Regions from separate parts of the Mus musculus genome. Here region 1 is linked to region 2. A link is a contact called in ENCODE Hi-C or POLR2A ChIA-PET data. All regions are on one chromosome and are shown on one strand. The core of a region is the stretch at or near the end of the contact, and the rest is flanking DNA. Distances in the headings are between cores, read along the strand shown.

Region 1 (3,949 bases), core at 1,409-3,908, 41 kb before region 2:
CTTATTTTTAAAATGTATGTATGTTTTTTTTTAAGATTTATTTATTATTATATGTAAGTACACTGTAGCTGTCTTCAGACACTCCAGAAGAGGGAGTCGGATCTCATTACAGATGGTTGTGAGCCACCATGTGGTTGCTGGGATTTGAACTCTGGACCTTTGGAAAAGCAGTCGGGTGCTCTTACCCACTGAGCCATCTCACCAGCCCATGTATGTGTGTTTTAATGTATACGTGCAGGTGCTCACGGAGGCCAGAAGAAGGCATTAGACCCTTTGTAGCTGGAGCTTTTCTAAGTCCTCTGAAGTGGGGGCTCTTAACTCTCTTTTCATGTCTTGAGCAGCAAGTGCTGTTTTTTTGTTTTGTTCTGTTCTGTTTTGTTTTGTTTGTGAGACAGGGTAGTTTACTAGATAGCTCTGGAGTCCTGGAACTCACTTTGTAGACCAGGCTGGCCTTGAACTCACAGAGATCCACCTGCCTCTGCCTCCTGTGTGCTGGGATCATCCGCTGGGTCTTTGTTTTTGAGACAGGTTATCACATAGTCTGGGTTGACCTCAAACTGGCCGTGTAGTCAAGAATGACCTCAAGTTCCCAATCTGTGTGCTTCTCCCTCTGTGACACTGAGATTGTAGAGAAACGGAATCCAGGGCTTTAGGCGCACTAGATGATGCTAAACCTCATCCCCAGCCCAAGGCCTGGGTTTTAGTGAAACTTGAAGTGTCTCCTATGATAGGGGTCAAGGGCTCTCTCTGGAGCCTATAGATCCTAGGCAGGCTCCCGTATTCAGGCCTGTGTCCATTGGGAGTGTTGATGTCTCACTAAATTCACTTAGCACTAAACAATTTTAAAAGTTTATTTTAATTTATTCATTTATTTTTGGCCAGGCATAGTTGCCTTTAATCCCAGCACTCAAAAGGAAGAGCTGGGGAATCTCATAGTTTGAGGCCAGTCTGGTCTACATAGCAAAGTTCCAGGTTAGTAAATTATTATTTATTTAATGTGTATGCATGCATGCATGCATGCATGCATGCGTGTTTGTGCATGTGTGTGTCTGTGTGTGTGTGCGTGCACGCACACGTGTGACTGAGGACATGAGTGACTTCTGAGCCCAGGACCATCCATCTCAGTGACTAGATTAAGGGAAAACCACAGTTTAAAGGTCATGGAGACTTTGCAGGAAGCCTGGTTACTTAGAAAAACCCCTGCGTTTTCTTCCCTGACTAGCTCGGCATCTCTATCCATTTTATAGATTGTGGAAACTGAGGCCTTGAGTTGTCATTTAAGTTTATTCATCTTTATGCTTTCAACACTGGGTGTGTGCATCCGGGCATGGGGCATGTATCCCTGTGGCTTCTGTGAGTCCAGACCCTGCTTCCTTGCTGGATTAGGCTGCTGCTTCCCAGGACCCTTCAGACTCAGCACCAGGCTCCAAACGAGGCACCCAGCTCTCCCTGAACACTTCAACCCTATTCCAACCCTGCCCTCGCTCGGCCCAACCTTTTTCTGACTCAGCCAAGGTCAGGACTGCAGGCTAGGCTCAACGTTCAATCAGCCTCATCAGAAGCGGCACCTGCCACAGGCTGGATCAGGCCCTGGCCACATTCCAATTTTTCTTCTAGATCCACTCACCATGCCAGGCCAATCTCCCTGCTCAGTCCAGGTCTCGACCACGCCCCCACCCTGTTGCACCAATATCCATTACGTACAGGTCAGGTTCTCTCAATCAGAACAGTCGCGCTCCAACAGCTCCCCCAACCCCCGTTGGTGTACCAAACTCCAGAGTGCAACCCAAGCTCATGCCCATCGCAGTCCTGGCTCCACCCACCCCGTCCTCACCCCACGTTGCTCTGCCACACAAAGTCTCTGGGCACAGCTCTACCACTGCCAAGTTCTCAGACAAATAGCCTCGCACTCCTCCCGGAAGTAAAGCTTGACCATTCTCTGTCTAGGCGCCCCTCTGGAGAGTTTAGCTACACCCCTACTCCGCCATTCCTCCCCATGTCTCCATACTTACATCCACACTCTTGCTCTGGCTTTATCCTACCTTACTCCTGCCAGACACTATGCCTAGCCCCGCCCCTTCCTCTGCACCCAGCCTCCGTGCATGCTGGACCGCTGCTTAGACTGGCTGTGCCCATTACAACCACATAACAACCATACCCCCTGTCGGGCCCCGCCCTTGCCCACTTCTCCAAGCACAAAGCACATCCCAACCACGCCCCTATTCTAACTTCTCCTCACCGAGTACTCCTTCTCTGGTCTCGCCCCGCCCCATTCTGCTCTGATTCCCGCTACTATATCCAACCACTCTCCGGTCTGTCTCTGCCCTGCCACGCTGCACCAAGTCCCGAAGCGTAACCACCGCCCTACCACTCCTTGCCTTAGCCACGCCCCACCATGCTCACCACGCCCTAGCCCCGCCTCTGACAGTTCCAGCGCCAAGTGCTGAACAGTTTGATCTCGCCCCACCCACATCTCCTTTGGCCCCACCCCTCCCGCCACGCCCTACTCACCCCTGCTCCTCCATCATCTCCTGCAACTCCATGCACTTGAGCTCCACGCGCCGCTTGCGTTCGTGGTCCAGGATCTCCCGGTGCGCGCGCTTCACCAAGCCGGGCTCGGCGGCGCGCAGCTCCTCCTCCGCGCGCGGCCAAGACCCGGACGAGGCGCCGGGCTGCGGGAAGCCATTAGCAGCATCCGGTGGAGCTGGCATGCCGGTAGCCCCGTTGTTCACGGTGGAGGACATGACACAGGTCCTGCGGGACAGATAAATCACAAGGTGGGGTGGTCACTCACCTCTCGGCCATTGGCTAAGCTCTTTCTCTGTGACTTAATCCTGAAGGTTTAGGGCCCACTCGCGGCTCTAATCCGCTTGTTCTCACGCTGTAGAGGGAGGGGCGAGTACCATCACTTAAGGACGTGAATGTAATTCACACCAGTCTTCCCCCATCTGTACAGTGGGTGGGTGCAGGCCAGATCTTTGTATTTTGTTTTTCCTTCACTTTTTTTTTTCCCCTCTTAGACAAGGTTTCCTAGCCCAGCCTGGCCTCCAACTCACTGCGTAGTCAAGTGTGACCTTAAACTTCTGATCCTCCTGCCTCAGTCTCCTAAATGTTGGAGCTTACAAGCATGCACCATCAGACCCTGTTTATGCAGTACTGGCGATGGAACCCCAGGCTTTGTGCATGCTAGGCAAGCACTCTACCCGCTCTGCTCCAGCCCCTCCAGTCCCGAATGCCTAAGAGAAAATCTTCTATGAAGCTAGTGACATGGCCCAAAGGCTTTGTAAAGGCATTTGCCACCGAGCCTGGCTAGAGTTCAAAGCTCAGAACACAAACACCCACACACAAACACACCACACCACACACACACACCACACACCACACACACACTACACATACCATACACACATACACACACACACCACATACACCACACCACACATACCACACACACACACCACACACACACACACCACACACACACACACACACACACACACACACACACACACGTGTGATAGAAGTAGAGAACCAACTCTTGCAAATTGTCCCCTGACCTCTGCATACTGGAACTATGGCACATGCACACACAACCCAATAAATAAATGAGCAACAAACGATTTTTTTGTTTTTGTCTTTTTTTTTTTTGATTGCTTGTTTGTTTTGTTTTATTTTTATCAAGACAGGGGTTCTCTGTGCAGCCCTGGCTGCCCTGCAACTCTCTCTGTGGACCAGGCTGGCTTCCAACTCAGAGATCTGCCACCTCTCCCTCCTGAGTGCTGGGATTAAAGGCATGCACCACCATGCCTATCGAGCCTATTAATTTAAATTTTTAAAAATCCGATTTTCTGGTGCTGGGATAGAACCCAGGACTTCATAAATGACAGGCAGTCTACCACTGAGTTACAGCTTTAGCCTTATTTTTTTTTTTAAGATACTGCTGGGTATG
Region 2 (3,903 bases), core at 978-3,477:
TGAGCTACATAGGGAGATCTTGCCTCAAAAATAAAACCAAGGAAGGAAGGAAGGCTGGGAGGTGGCTTAATGGTTAAGGACACTCTCACTGCTCTTGCAGAGGACTCGAGATCAGAGCCTTAGCACTCATGTCAGGATGCTCACAACCACCTGTAACTCTAGCTCCAGGGATCTGACCCCTTCTCCTGGACTTCACATATACCTGCACACACATGCAATTCCCCTCTCTACCCCCGCAACATATAATTAAAAATAAAATCTGGTTTTAGATGGTGTACTGGCTGGTTTAGTGTCAACTTGACACAAGCTGGAGTTATCACAGAGAAAGGATCCTCCCTTGAGGAAATGCCTCCATGAGACCCAGCTATAACACATTTTCTCAATTAGTGAGTGATCAAGTGGGGAGGGCCCAGCCCTATGTGGGTGGTGCCATCCCTAGGCTGGTAGTCCTGGGTTCTATAAGAAGGCAAGCTGAGCTAGCCAGGGGAAGCAAGCCAGCAAGCAGCACCCCTCCACGGCTTCTGTATCCACCCCTGCCTCCAAGGTTCCACCTGTGTGAGTTCCTATCCTGACTTCCTTTGGTGATGAACAGCAATGTGGAAGTGTAAGCTGAATAAACCCTTTCCTCCCCAACCTGCTTCTTGGTCATGATGTTTGTGCAGTATTAGAAACCCTGACTAGGACAGATGGGTACCGGATACTGGAAGCACTTGGGTACTGATCAGTGGACTTAGGGGTCCTCTTGGCGTGTTCAGCAGTTACCCATTTACTAAAGGGAATTTTGGGATGATCTACAGGCGATGGCCTCAGACAGAGCAACAACAGGTGACTTAAGTGGGCTACGGAAATGTCTCTTCCTCCCCAGTAGGTCAGCTATCCTGGGGTGACTATTTTCAAGAGGTTCTCCACTTCTGGCATCTGCTTCTGTCTGCCCTGCAGTGACCCCAGTTAGATGGCATAACAGAATGAAGAGGGTCAAGAGAGAATGTGATCTAGTCAACTGGCTAGGATCCCCTTGTGTTAGAGAAAAGGAGACAACAGTTCTCTCTCTCTCTCTCTCTCTCTCTCTCTCTCTCTCTCTCTCTCTCTCTCTCGGTCAGATTTGTCATTTTTATGTATATGTCTACCTGCACAGTCTTTTGTTTTGGTTTTTAAAATATTTATTTATTTGCTTTATGTACGAGTTCTCAGCTTTCAGACACACCAGAGGAGGGCATCGGATTCCATTACAGACGGTTGTGAGCCACCGTGTGGTTGCTGGGATTTGAACTCAGGACCTCTGGAAGAGCAACCAGTCATCTTAACCACTGAGCCATCTCTGAGTCCCCTACCTGTGCAGATTTATGTGCAGCACCTGAGTGCAGGAGTCCCCAGAGCCTGGAAGAGGCCGTTGGATCCTCTGGAACAGTCCACACCTGAGTGCTAGAAACTGGACTCAGGTCCTCCGGAAGAGCAATAAGCCTCTTACTGGGAGCTAACAATAGCCTTTTAAAGTAGGTTCAGGCGATCTATCCTGAGCCCAGAATACAGGCCCCAGGCCAGGTCTCTGGCCTCAGATGTCTGCAGAAACTGCAGGGCAGACCTGGGCCTGTCCCCACTCCTGTCCCCTAGGTAGCTTTCTTCTACACTGGGTTTGAATATCAGCCTCCTTTCTCCTTGGATATCAGCATTGTCCTTGTCCAGTGTCCAGAGCGTTGGAGGCAGGAAAAGCCCATAGACAGTCTGGCCACTCCCTCAAACCTACAGAGACTCAGAGCTTTGCTTTCCGACCTAGGGGCGTCTTTCCTTGGCCCTCCCTTTATTGTTTGCTCTTACTCTGGCGGCTGGCGACTGTCCCCTCCCTTCTGCCTGGATGAGACAAGACCAGACAGCACGGCTAGCCTGATTTGGCTCTGGAATGCTAATCTCACTCCCGAGTGACCTAGTCTGCCTGGAAACTATGCACAGCATCGGCCTCTCGCCCCCTCTTCTGGCCACAGAGGGAACTGCAGAGTCTGGGCCCGGAAGCCTGGACACCACAGCGAACTCACGAAAACTCACTAAATTGCTCTCCTTTTCATTTTCCAATGCGACCGTGGTTCCTTCCCCTGACCCCAGCAATCTTCTACAATCCATTTGTTCTCATTCGGGTCCCCCACTGCCTCGAAGCTGCTAAGGACTGCCTCTCATAATGGCTTGCATAATGAGCACATTAACACTCCAATCACCACCCTCGCCTTGCTTTGCTAGTCAGGAAACAGGAGGTGGTCAGGGAGGGAGTTAACTGGATGGACATTCTACAAGAACAGTACTAGCTTTTAGCTGCTAAGTCATCCCTCCAGCTCTTCCTGGTCTTCCACTGACCCCAGAGCTCCCTGATTGGCTAGCCTGGCTGGCCAGCAAGTGCCAGGAATCCTCCTGTCTCCGTTCTACCTCCAATTTCCTCAGTGCTGTGGTTACATGTGCATAATGCCACACCTGGCTTTTTCTGTGTGCTCTTCGTCTGTGTTTAAGTACTAGGTATTTCCCCCACTGAGCATCTCCCCAGTGGCGCTGAGAGGGAGTGGAAATGGGGCTGAGAAGTGAGTTGGCCCTTCCCAAGCTGCTTACAGCCACCCCGTTGACTCTCAGGCTCTCTGTTGTGTTCTTGCATCGTGGAGTGCCGGCCTTTGGCTAGGAGTCTCTTGGCACTTTCCCGGAATGTAGTCTAGAGCCCACTTCGCATGCAAAGAGGATCTTTCTCATTGGACTGAAGCAGCTTCAGTCTGTGGCCTAACACCAAATTGTGAAGTTATTTAAAACATCGAGTCATCTCCCTCTTTTGTTAGATTTATATTTGTGTGCACGTGTGTTCAGGTGTGTTTGTCTGTGTGTGCACTTGTGTGTGGAGGTCAGAGGTCAACTTCAGGTGTTCCTCAGAACATCCAGTCTGTCCATCTTGGTTTTGAGACAGTCTGTCTCATGGGCCTGCCACTCAGTGATGTGACCAGGTTGCCTGGCCAGTGAGTCCTGGGGGTTCAAACTCACGGCCTTGTGCTTATGAAGAACATGTCCTCTACCAGGGAACTGTCGACCTTATGCAATGTTTTCCTTACTAGATTGTGGGACTTTTGATGAGGAACCTTGTAGCTGGCAAGGCCTTAATCTCAGGCTCAGAAGTTTGGACACACTTGCTCCTTCGCTGCCTGAAATGCTAGCCCAGCACTCTCCTGTGTGAGCAGGCTGCCAAGGAAGACTGGAGATCCCTGCTCTGCCTAGACATCTGGGGGTGTCTTTTCTGGAGCCTTGGGGTCCCAGCCCTTCACCTTCATTTCTCCTGCTAGTTCTGAGACCAGAGCTGTCAGGCGAGACCTGACAGGCAGGAGCCAACACCAATGTGGCAGTGGGACCTGAGATCCCAGCGCTCAGAAGGATTTTTCACCTTAAGCGGGATTTTGTATTACCTTAAACATAGTGAGACTGTCAAAAAAGCATGTAGCCAGAGGACATAAAGGTCATTGCTTTCCTACTTTCACTCTTGCCATGGAGTTTTTGCTGGGTGGTATGTGTTTATGTGGTGATGCTTCGTGGCTGGTTTCTTTTCTCTTCCTCTTTAGGTTGAGACAATGTTTCTATATGTAGCCCTGGTTGTCCTGGAACTATGTAGACCAGGCTGGCCTCCAGCTCAGAGATCTGCCTGCCTCTGACTCCTGGTGCTGGAATTAAACACCTCGCTTTGCTACAATTTGTTTCTAATACCAATTTTTTTAAAGGAAGATTATTTTATGTATGTGAGTACACCTTAGCTATACAGATGTTTGTGAGCCTTCATGTGGTTTTTAGGGATTGAATTTTTAGGACCTCAGCTCACTCTGGTCAATACCGCTCGTTCAGTCCCTGCTTGCTCCAGCCCAAGCTTCATTTATTATTATACATAAGTACACT

The links. A loop is a pair of places that touch in the nucleus more often than their neighbours do. ChIA-PET counts read pairs that join two places held with the same protein, here RNA polymerase II (POLR2A).
Region 1: a map of T-helper 2 cell shows a loop between it and region 2 (1.9-fold over the local background). The contact joins two enhancer-like sites. A Hi-C loop is called at or near these places in 13 of 37 maps with a recorded cell type or tissue (CH12.LX, T-helper 17 cell, T-helper 2 cell and 7 more). POLR2A ChIA-PET finds 5 or more read pairs at or near these places in 2 of 5 experiments (both embryonic stem cell).

The regions. Positions count from the first base shown.
Region 1 is chr5:135,833,845-135,837,793 of GRCm38, reverse strand. Srrm3 (serine/arginine repetitive matrix 3) reads right to left here. Exons shown (of 15, transcript NM_021403.3): 2 at 2,512-2,754. The coding sequence starts at 2,744. Among named protein-coding and RNA genes, the nearest start is that of Srrm3, 18 kb to the right of the region's middle. Within about 2 kb of position 2,658, at least 1 of the 3 ENCODE cell types and tissues checked has a DNase peak (open chromatin) inside an H3K27ac peak, as active enhancers do; it is heart, where a contact is called at or near this core.
Region 2 is chr5:135,792,780-135,796,682 of GRCm38, reverse strand. No RefSeq gene overlaps it. Among named protein-coding and RNA genes, the nearest start is that of Mdh2, 16 kb to the right of the region's middle. Within about 2 kb of position 2,227, at least 1 of the 3 ENCODE cell types and tissues checked has a DNase peak (open chromatin) inside an H3K27ac peak, as active enhancers do; it is heart, where a contact is called at or near this core.